Regions from separate parts of the Mus musculus genome. Here region 1 is linked to region 2. The links are chromatin loops, found by intact Hi-C in ENCODE. Cell type or tissue: heart. All regions are shown on one strand. Each heading gives the region's core, and the rest is flanking DNA. Links, peaks and the distances in the headings are about the cores only.

The links. Peaks named below come from ENCODE experiments on the same cell type or tissue, not always from the same donor. Only the 100,000 strongest peaks of a DNase experiment are listed, where the experiment ranks them.
Region 1: it touches region 2 in a loop (4-fold over the local background); 2 of 42 quality-filtered maps call a loop at or near these places.

Annotation. Positions count from the first base shown.
Region 1 is chr15:59,903,214-59,908,755 of GRCm38, forward strand. No RefSeq gene overlaps it. Among named protein-coding and RNA genes, the nearest start is that of Gm36819, 83 kb to the left of the region's middle. In heart, for the core only: a CTCF peak has its summit at 2,828 (motif pointing right); no DNase peak of the experiment used is centred there.
Region 2 is chr15:60,192,779-60,198,320 of GRCm38, forward strand. No RefSeq gene overlaps it. Among named protein-coding and RNA genes, the nearest start is that of Gm41331, 54 kb to the left of the region's middle. In heart, for the core only: no CTCF peak of the experiment used is centred there; no DNase peak of the experiment used is centred there.

The DNA of each region.
Region 1 (5,542 bases), core at 150-5,149, 290 kb before region 2:
ACTGAATGAAAATGAAAGCATAAGATGCAAAACTTTCATGGTACAATGAATGTAGTGCTAAGAGGGAGTGTAAGCTATAAGGACCTGCAGCAACCATTTAACATTAAGTATATCAATAACTGTAATTTATCAGATAAACGGACTCAAAGAAATAACACGATAGTTTCAATAGATGAAAAAAAGGGCGAAATCTCTTCATGACAAAATTCCTGGAGAAATTAGGAGTGAATATTTCTCAACACAATAAAGGCTGTATATAACAAATCTATAGCCTCCATCATGGTATATGGAAAACTAAGGCGAGGAACACCTACCCCTTCCATTTAATGGAGTCCTCGAAGTCTTGTCCAGGTGCAGTGCAAGAGGAGAAAGAAATGAAAGGGATTCAAGCAGGAAGGAAAGGGTCAAAGTTTGCTTGCAGACGATTCTACACACGGGATGCGTTAGGACCTCATCAGGAAATCCCTCAAGCTGATAATGTTTTCAGTAAAGTGGGAGGCAGCAAAATTAACACACCCAGGTCAGTAGCAGCTCCATGTGCCCATGACAAATATTCTCAGACACAAAACTGAGGAATGATCTTATTTCCCAGAGCTGCCAAAATACCTTGGAGTAGATCTACACAGTAAGCATCTTAAAACATTGAAGACATCAAAAAATGGAACGATCTTTCATGCTCGTGAATTGGTAGGATTAATAATGTGAAAACTACCATCTACCAAAAGCAGTCTACGAATTTAACACCATGCTAAAGTTATTCTTTATGCAAATTGCAAAGTAATTTTAAAAATCATATGGAAACACAAAACCCCAGAGAGCTGACATAACTCTGGACAATAGACCCACGGCTGGGGATTTCACGTTCTACGACAGAGTCATTATAACAAAACCTTCATGGTACAGACACAAAACCAGGCATCATAACCGGTGGACTAGAACTGAAGACCCAGATATAAGTCCATTAGCCTATAGTCACCTGATACATTACGAAAATGCCAAAAGTGCTGCTTGTGGAAAACACAACATCTTCAACAAGTGATGCTGGAAAAATGTGTCTACATGAAGAAGAATGAAAATCGATTCTTTTTTCTCACTCTGCAAAAAACCAATTCTAAATGGATCAAAGACCTCTGTGTTACAACCCCACATTCTGAGACTTCGAGAGAAAAGAGTAGGGGGTATATTTCAAGATACTAACTCAAGTATGAACTACCTAATAAAATCATAAATTAAAAATGATAAAACCTGGTTTAGTCTGTAGTTGTTGCCAGTTTTCCTGCTAAAGCAAGTGAGTGTGTTCTTGACACAAGAAGGCTGGGATACCATGAAACACAGCCTGCAGAAAGAACAGGACTGATGACCGGGGCTTGGGAGCCATGAATAATCAGAAGGAGGTAAAATCCTATGGGTGTTAGAGAAAGACAGAGAAAGAACTTGGAATCTCCTAGCACTGATAGCAGAGGTGGCTCTGTCACTCGGTCTGGATTTCTTGTGTGCTCTGGGAAGCAGTATGCTTATGAGTACAGAGAAGGACAGACAGAAGGCAATGCCTTTTCCCTCTTTCTTATGGATTCATAAAAGCTTGAAGCACTGAGCAGCAAAATGTCAGGAGAATAGTCTCAATTCGGGACTTGACGTTGTCTGGCTAGTTAATGAATGCCAGCAGCCACTTAGCTCTGACTATGTGACGTGTGAGCAGAATAAAGCCTGGCTTGCTGAGATAGGAAGGTACTTCAGGCTTTACGACACATGGAGTGACTGCCTTCCTAACAGATACAGGAAGGTTGTAACACCATTAAATCTAGCCTGCCAGAGAGACCTGGCTGACGATCAGCTGGGGTTAACTGGATGGCCTTGTTCAGTGTTTGGATAGGTCATACAAGTTACAAGGTAGGATGAATGGGAGAATGCAGGAATGACCACATTTCAGTGAACCAGAAAACCGTGATGGGTGAGTTCAGTGTGGAGGCTGTTCTAGGTGACAGTAGGTATCAGAGCACATGCCCTGTGGCCTCAAGTCATTGAGTCATCTAAGACTGCTGACTCAGGAGCAACCCTTGCCTCCACACCCACCATTGTTTAAAAAGTAGTCCTCTTGGAGGGCTGGTATGGTGGACCATGCTTTTAAAACCCTAGCACTTGGCAGGCAGAGACAGATGGATCTAAGTGAGTTCGAGGCCAGCCTGGTCTACATAGCAAGTTCCAGGACAGCCAGGGCTAGATAATAGAGAGACAAAACAAAAACAAAACAACCAAAAAAGCAGAACTCTTCGGAATGTGATTCTCTGGGTTTTTAAGGTTTTCTGTGTAGGGGAGGCGACCTGCATTTTTTTCCCCTAAGCAAATTGCCAGGCCTAGGTTTATGCAGGTGGCCACTGTGGAATTCTGTCCTGGACGTAAAGAAGGAAAGATGACATTCTGTTTGACCTTAAACAGTCCCAACAGCCAACTGTTGTTACTTAGGAATGGTTGAAAACACCAGGAGACATGAATAACTCCATGCTTGCCTTTGGAAGTGGCAGTGGCAAGGCCTCTGTCACTGGTAGTGATGAGCAATTTGCAGTGCCCTTTCCCCTTCCCCTTTCCTCTCCTCCTTCACTTTCCTTTCTAAAAATCAGGACACAGTTGCTGTCTTAGCCTTAAATAGAACACCTGCAGAGGCAAGCTTGGAATCTCAGGCTCCTGTCTCTTCTCCACCCAGTTCTCAACACTCTGTTTTGTCTTTTGTAAGCCTCATTTCCCCTCAAGGCCTTGACCCAGTCAGTGATCTTTGAAGGCCTCACATCTTATGTTGATTTCAAATTTGGCTGCTTGTAGTTTTCCTTATTGACAGAAGGTGGTGCTGTTGAGACCTTTATGCTATTTCAATTGGCCCTATAGTTGGCCTCTGGTGATAGCACAGAGAAATTTTGGTTGAGGGATCCTTTGTGAGTCCCACAGTCTTCTTTGCCCTCAGATCCTTCCCAGCATCCTTCTGAGGCACAGGTTTCACCAATTCTCTTCAAGTTCCACAATTAGTGTGTGCTGGTCCAGTTCCACGGGCCTCAGTATAGCCCACAATGGGGAGGCTGGGGTATGTATAGTGTTCTAGGGTATTGGGGGTATCGATCATGACCATGACTGATACAGAAATTGCCCATGACTGGAGTGGCTGAAGGATTTGTAGGCGCAGTGTTTGGCTTGGCTAGAATTCAGTTTCATCCTATTCAGCGCTACAGAGTGAAAACCCGACTGCAAAGGCCAATACTTTCGCCTCAGGTCCAACCTTCATGCTCCCAAGTTCCTTTAATCCCTGCTTGTATGAGCTATTTCTATTCTTTGAACTCGTTGTCTGGCCTTCCAGCTCGTGCTGGAAGGACCAGCCCTTCAGTTGTGGGCAATAGTCCTCACATGAGCTTTGAGGAAGTTGAGTTCTATCGCCAGAAGACATCCATTGGGACAGTCTGGATCCACTTTTGCAACAGCAAGAGAATTTTTCTTGTGTCACAAACCCACACTGTCTCCCATAGCAACAATCACTGTCACTTTGTCAGATTCCTAACACTGACAAGGATGGGACATCTCATAAGACATCAGGCTTGTGAAATGCATGATTGCAGCGGGGAGTGCTTCCCACTCGGGGGCCTGCTCCCCAGGTCCCTTCACACTGGTCCCTGGTTTATCATCCAGCCCCTCACTCTGCATTCAGAGGCTGTCCCTATCCTCTGGGGTCTTGGCTATGTCAAAGGAACTCATTCTCTTCTGTCTATCATGACAAGTTTCGCCTTCTGCGGTAGGTCACATAGTGGTCCAATGTCTTCAAAACCACAAAGGAGATATAGCAGAGAGGACATAAGCTCTAGACATACAGGGTCAGGATGAAGCGTCCGGCTCCATTATGACTGTTTAATATTGCCACCGCCTGTACGGTATTTCATTTTTCTCATAGATATCAATTTCTTTAGGAGGGTGTGGTAGCTCAGCCTGGAATCCTAGTGTTTAGGAGGCTGACATAGGAGGATTGTCCCTGAGATTAGCTTGGGCTACCTCATGAATTCCAGGCTATCCCATGCCATATACTGAGACCACATCCCTACCACTGATCCCAAACAAGAACAACAGCAATTTCCTTTGGTCTCATCCATAAGACGGTTTCAGCACCCACTCTGCATAATTCTGAAGATGATTTGATTGACACAGTGACTGTGACTGCTCTGAAAGGCACTCTGGTGTCGATCCTGGCTTAGAACCAGCAGTGCTATCTAGCAAACATACCATGTGAACTACATAAGCCAGTAAAGTTTTTAAAGCTGGGCATGGTGGCAGAGGCCTTTAAAGATCCCAGCACTTAAGAGGAAGAGGCAGATGGATTTCTGTGAGTTTGGGACCAGCCTGATCTGTGCAATGTGTTCTAGACCAGCCAGGGTTGCCTGATGAAAGCCTGTCTTAAAACACATTTTTAAAATTAACATTGTGTACTACATACAATGTATCCATATACTGTTGCCATAATTTGAATGTGCCCCTCCAAGTGCAAATGTTGGAACCATAATTCCCAGTGCAACAGTGTTGAGAGGGACGACTTAAAGAAGCCACCAGAATTCTGCCTTCCTATTTGGATTAATGCTGTTATTACAAGACTAGCTTCCTGGTAGTACGGTATGCTTGCTTGCTCTTTGTCTGTCTGTTTGTCTGTCTGTCTCTGTCTCTCCATCTCTGTCTTTCTCTCTCTTCCTCCCAATTCTTCTTTTACCTGGTGACCACTTTTGCCATAATTGATGTGGTAAGAAATCTTCCCCACATGTGGCCTTGGTTGTTGTGAGCCCCCGGATGGAAATTGAGATGATACAACAATCTTGTAGCAGAAGAGACCAACAGAAAAGTCATAGCAGACACACTGAAGACATGATTCTCGACCCTGCTGGGCTCCCTTGCAAGGAGCTTTCTCTTTGTTTTATCTGCACTTGCCCTCAGAGAGCTGTGGGCTCCATCACCAAGAGCTACTGTCCCCCACAGGCTATCTCATTTAGTCTGTTTGGTTCCTTTCCTTAGCATCTGTACTGTGGGCTTTTTTTTTTACAACTTCAAAGAGCTTCTCACCCATATTCACTAATTAATTCATTACTCCTGTGAGTAAAACCTGCAGCAGGGAGAATGGCATTAGCAAGGATACCAGGGGCTTAGTATTTAAAAGAGGTGGCCCACATCCAGACACTCTCCACCAGAGCTGTTAACTCCTTCACAGCTGTCTGTGCCTCTACAGGCAAGTGTGGCGCTGGTGGCCACCACAGACTTGCTGTGTGCTCAGCTATACCAGGCACCTCTGGGCTGTGAGGAGTGGTACCACATGGCTTCTGAGTCACATCAGGATAACCCATCCTTAACCAGCTGTGTTTTGGTTGGCCTGCAAGTTGAAAGGATATACGCTGACTATTGTCAGTTTTTTTTTTTTTCCTAACTAGAGGACAGACTTTAGGGTTGTGTAGACCTGAGTTTTAATTTTGGCACTTTATAAGATGTGTGAGGGTTGGCTCAGTGGCCCCCTCTGAGGCTTAATTTCTGT
Region 2 (5,542 bases), core at 145-5,144:
GGATCACAGGGCTCCCAATGGAGGAGCTAGAGAAAGTACCCAAGGAGCTAAAGGGATCTGCAACCCTATAGGTGGAACAACATTATGAACTAACCAGTACCCCGGAGCTCTTGGCTCTAGCTGCATATGTATCAAAAGATGGCCTAGTCGGCCATCACTGGAAAGAGAGGCCCATTGGACACACAAACTTTATATGCCCCAGTACAGGGGAACGCCAGGGCCAAAAAAAATGGGAATGGATGGGTAGGGAAGTGGGGGGGAGGGTATGGGGGACTTTTGGGATAGCATTGGAAATGTAATTGAGGAAAATACGTAATAAAAAAAAGAAAAAAGATAGAGGAAAAATTAAAAAAAAAAAGAACTGTTTCATCAGTGGGAGTGATGTGGATGCACACTTAGGGTTTGAATTTAGGTCTCCGAGAGCCATCACAAACTTGGTGCTTACTATAGCCTCATCCTTGACCAGATTTTAAAGCCCCATTTGCCTGGACATAGAAAAATATGTGAAGCTACAGTCCTTGATACTTCTGTGAAACAAATTCTAGGCTCTCTGCCCAATCACATGGTTTCTCATCTGGTACTAACTGGCTGAGTGCACAGAACAATTTTTACCCAATCCACCGACTTCAACATATTCTCCTTTCACAGCTCTGTTCACTGAGCAATTCACTGAATCTTGTGCTCTCCTGAAATACCAGCAGCAGTGTCATGGCCTTGTTTCAGTGACGAATGTTATGTACCCCACTTACATGGATTAACAATCTCACTGAGAAACATGACCTAACATTGGGTTGATAGATCTGTTCTCAACTGACACCAGAAGTTATGAAGAGGGCTCCATTGTCTATCATTTAAAATAGGTTGGTGGAATTTGATTCTTTACTCACAGAAAAACTGCTTCAGGTAGCAGAATTACTGCATTACAGAACTTGTCAACTCGTCAAAATTAGAGAATGAATGCACATTAAGAACAGACATAGTTTGGGAGGAGCCTTACACCTTCACATGCTCCTAGGACGAGAGGATTTCTCACCAAAAATTAAAAAAAAAAAAAAAAAAAAAAAGAGGTGATACCTCGAGAAACATTCAAGGAATTCCTGTTGTCGTGAAGGATGGCTGTTATAAAGGTTGAAATTCTCCTACAGTAAAGAAGCTATGATAAACATAAAACTGGACCAGGACATGAAGTCAAACAAGTTGCTGCAATGAAGGTTATATACCCTTAACTCTCAAAGGGTAAATTTTAGTGACACTGAAAATGAAGGAACCCCCCGACATAATCCCCAGTACTCTCAAGATGTCCTTTGGTGATTCCAGATCATTTCAAGGGAATATTAATAAAATTTCTCCATAAAGGTACTTATGGAGTGGACTGCCACCAATGCAGCAACTGTCACATGATAGCCAGTTATTTTCAGGACATATGTCAATTGCTAGCAGCATAATTCTGTAAAAGCTATAAAAATGGGGACATGCAAGGCACCCAAATCCTCAAAGGGACTTTGAAAGCAATCAGATAGATTTTATCCAACATCCATAGGATTTGAAAATGTCTTATTCTACATCATGACCTGGCACGTGGTTTTCTTTTTGAGAAACTACAGCTATTAGAGTTACTGAAACAATAGTTGATTCATTTTTAAATTTAGACATACTATATTTTGCACTAAGTGATGAGAACTTACTTAGTAGAAAGACTTATGTAAAATATTACTCCTTATACTGAAAACTATATTGTATTTATCGCCCACATTCTTTTGGATAGTCTAATGACATCCTTGCAATAAGTTAGCAAAATTTGCAAAGACATTTGGGCTTAATAGGCCAAAGTTGCTCTGAGTAGCCCTACAGGTTTTCAGTCTCTTCACTGAAGGATACATTGGTGATGCTGTGAATCAGATATTGAAAGCTTAAGCATTAAATAATTATTGGAGAATTTTGTACATGTATGTAATGTGTCTTGATTAAATCCATCTCATCTCCCTCCCACCTGACTGCTATCCTCTTACTACATTTCCCTCCCAGATTTGCAACCAATGGAAACCACTACAGAAAAACTAACCTGTCAAAATGTGAATTGTGGAGTTGAGCTAATGGGTACACTCTTGCACCAGAACTCTGAAAATATTCTATAAGAGGCAGTAAAAAAATTGTATGGGCCAGAGAACCAGGGGTTTGGTGTGAGATTATGCCTTTTAGTAATGTCAGAAGCTACACCTATTTATAGACTATTATCAACATGACAACCTACACATCAGCTGAACAAGGATGATTCTAAAAGACATGCCAAGGAGGAAGGGTGAAAGCCAGTGAGGCCTCAAACCTACACAAAGAACTACAGAAACTAAAGAATTATGAGAGTTGGAGAAATTATCTTCCCCAGGGAAAAACATGCCAATTGGTTATTTAATAATAATTCCATATACTCTTTTAAAACCTACTAAATTCATTTAGTGCTGCCAGCACATGCATGCCTGTGGTGCCATCTGTTGGAACATGGATTCCTATCATGTCTAACATTTACCTCTTCTGCTACCCTGTCTTATTGCATAATGACATGACAAAATATTGCAAAATGTTTATGCTCACCCCACTGTGGGCTAAGTCTACCTCTTTACATTGTTTCTCTTAACTACATTTTTATGATCTTCAACAAGAATATTTCATCTATTAGAAGAGACTTGAGAATAATTGTTCTTGATTTTATGGGATGAGACCTTACTAAGTACTGTTAACCATAAATCCAGTAGTAAATTTCCAGTGAGTCAATGTTTGGGGCAATTGAGATTTCTAACCAATTGGAATAGAATTGTTATCAGGACACTCTACTAGAGGACCCTAGAGCCAGTAGATAGAATTGATTTTAAATGTAAATGCTGGCCCAAGACTTTTATAACAACTTGTAACTTGGAAAAGTAAGCATCTCTCACCAACAATGTTCTAGCAAGACTCCTATGTTTAACTGTCTTTTTCAAAAATCAACTTGCTAATCATTGTGTTAATATTCTATAGGCCTTTGGTCAGTTGCAGTCTCATCAAATAAGACCAAAAAAATTATAGTGGCTAGTGTTTCCAATGGAGCCCATATGAAAAGCAACCTTCAACAAATCACCCTATGACTTAAATACTTGTTTGTTTTTCCTGAAAGAAAAATTAATTGTTCTAATATGTTGGCCAGGAACTATGCAAGTTAAATATTGAATTTAATAACTTTTAGAGCAATGGGCCATATATTTGCATCTGGAATAAATTAATAGAGATACAAATATGTTATCTGGCTAGGGAACATAAATCTACAGCAATGCTTTATAACATCGGTGGGGTTCACCCACTAACCTCTCAAAATTTCCTAGGCTTGTGATTATTAGTATATAATGTCTGGCTATTTGTTTCAATTTTTTCAACCTTACTATTTATTTTTCACTTCAGCATTCTTTAGAAGATATCTATACATATTCAGAATTCTACAAAAAGACATTTGCTGTCACCTCTCATCAGATTATTCATTTGGTAAGAGCAACTGTTGCTAGAGTGACTATTTATTAGAACTGTTTTCATATCATGAGGGAGATTTATGAGTATCTTTCAGTTGTTTAGCAACAACTGAATTAATTCATCTTATACAAAAGGTGGACTGATGGTGTTGTACATTTCTTGAGTTCCATGTTCAAGGAAAACATTGATGATTAAGAAATGTGAATTGATCCATTCCTATCTCCTTGTACTAAGGTCAAATCTAAGTGGATCAAGGAGCTCCACATAATACCAGAGACACTGAAACCTATAGAGGAGAAAGTGGGGAAAAGCCTCGAAGATATTGGCACAGGGGAAAAATTCCTGAATAGAATAGCAATGGCTTATGCTGTAAGATCGAGAATTGACAAATGGGACCTCATGAAACTGCAAAGCTTCTGTAAGGCAAAAGACACCTTCAATAAGACAAAAAGGCCACCAACAGATTGGGAAAGGATCTTTACCTATCCTAAATCAGATAGGGGACTAATATCCAATATCTATAAAAAACTCAAGAAGGTGGACTCCCGAAAATCAAATAACCCCTTTAAAAAATGGGGCTCAGAGTTAAACAAAGAATTCTCACCTGAGGAATACGGAATGGCTGAGAAAAACCTGAAAAAATGTTCAGCATCCTTAATCATCAAGGAAATGCAAATCAAAACAACCCTGAGATTCCACCTCACACCAGTCAGAATGGCTAAGATCAAAAACTCAGGTGACAGCAGATGCTGGCGAGGATGTGGAGAAAGAGGAACACTCCTCCATTGTTGGTGAGATTGCAAGCTTGTACAACCACTCTGGAAATCAGTCTGGTGGTTCCTCAGAAAATTGGACGTGGTACTACCGGAGGATCCCGCAATACCTCTCCTTGGCATACATCCAGAAGATGTTCCAACTAGTAAGAAAGACACATGCTCCACTATGTTCATAGCAGCCTTATTTATAATAGCCAGAAGCTGGAAAGAACCCAGATGCCCCTCAACAGAGGAATGGATACAAAAAATGTGGTACATTTACACAATGGAGTACTACTCAGCTATTAAAAAGAATGAATTTATGAAATTCCTAGGCAAATGGTTGGACCTGGAGGGCATCATCCTGAGTGAGGTAACCCAATCACAAAAGAACTCAAATGATATGTACTCACTGATAAGTGGATATTAACCCAGAAACTTAGAATACCCAAGATATAAGTTACAATTTGCAAAACACATGAAACTCAAGAAGAACTAAGACCAAAGTGTGGACACTTTGCCCCTTCTTAGAATTGGGAACAAAACACCCATGGAAGGAGTTACAGAGACAAAGTTTGGAGCTGAGACAAAAGGATGGACCATCTAGAGACTGCCATATCCAGGGATCCACCCCATAATCAGCCTCCAAACGCTGACAGCCTAGCAAACACATAAGTGGATGCTCACAGTCAGCTATTGGATGGATCACAGGGCTCCCAATGGAGGAGCTAGAGAAAGTACCCAAGGAGCTAAAGGGATCTGCAACCCTATAGGTGGAACAGCATTATAAACTAACCAGTACCCTGGAGCTCTTGACTCTAACAGCTGCATATGTATCAAAAGATGGCCTAGTCGGCCATCACTGGAAAGAGAGGCCCATTGGACATGCAAACTTTATATGCCTCAGTACAGGGGAACACCAGGGTCAAAAAGTGGGAGTGTGTGGGTAGGGGAGTGGGTCGGAGGGTATGGGGGACTTTTGGGATAGAATTGGGAATTAAATGAGGAAAATACCTAATTAAAAAAATTTATAAAAAGAAATACATTCACCATTTCATTTTTCTTTAATTTAACTATTTTACTTCATTTAGTGTGTACGTGCATGTATGTGTGTGTGCATATGTGTGTATGAGGATTGTAATACATTGTAGAGGTTAGAAGACAACTTTTAAGAGCCAGTTCTCTCCTTCTATCATGTGATTTTCAGGAATCAAACTTTGGTTGTCAGATGTGGTAGTAAGTGGATGCTGATCTCCCTAACCTTATTTAAAAACAAACAGACAAACACCAGC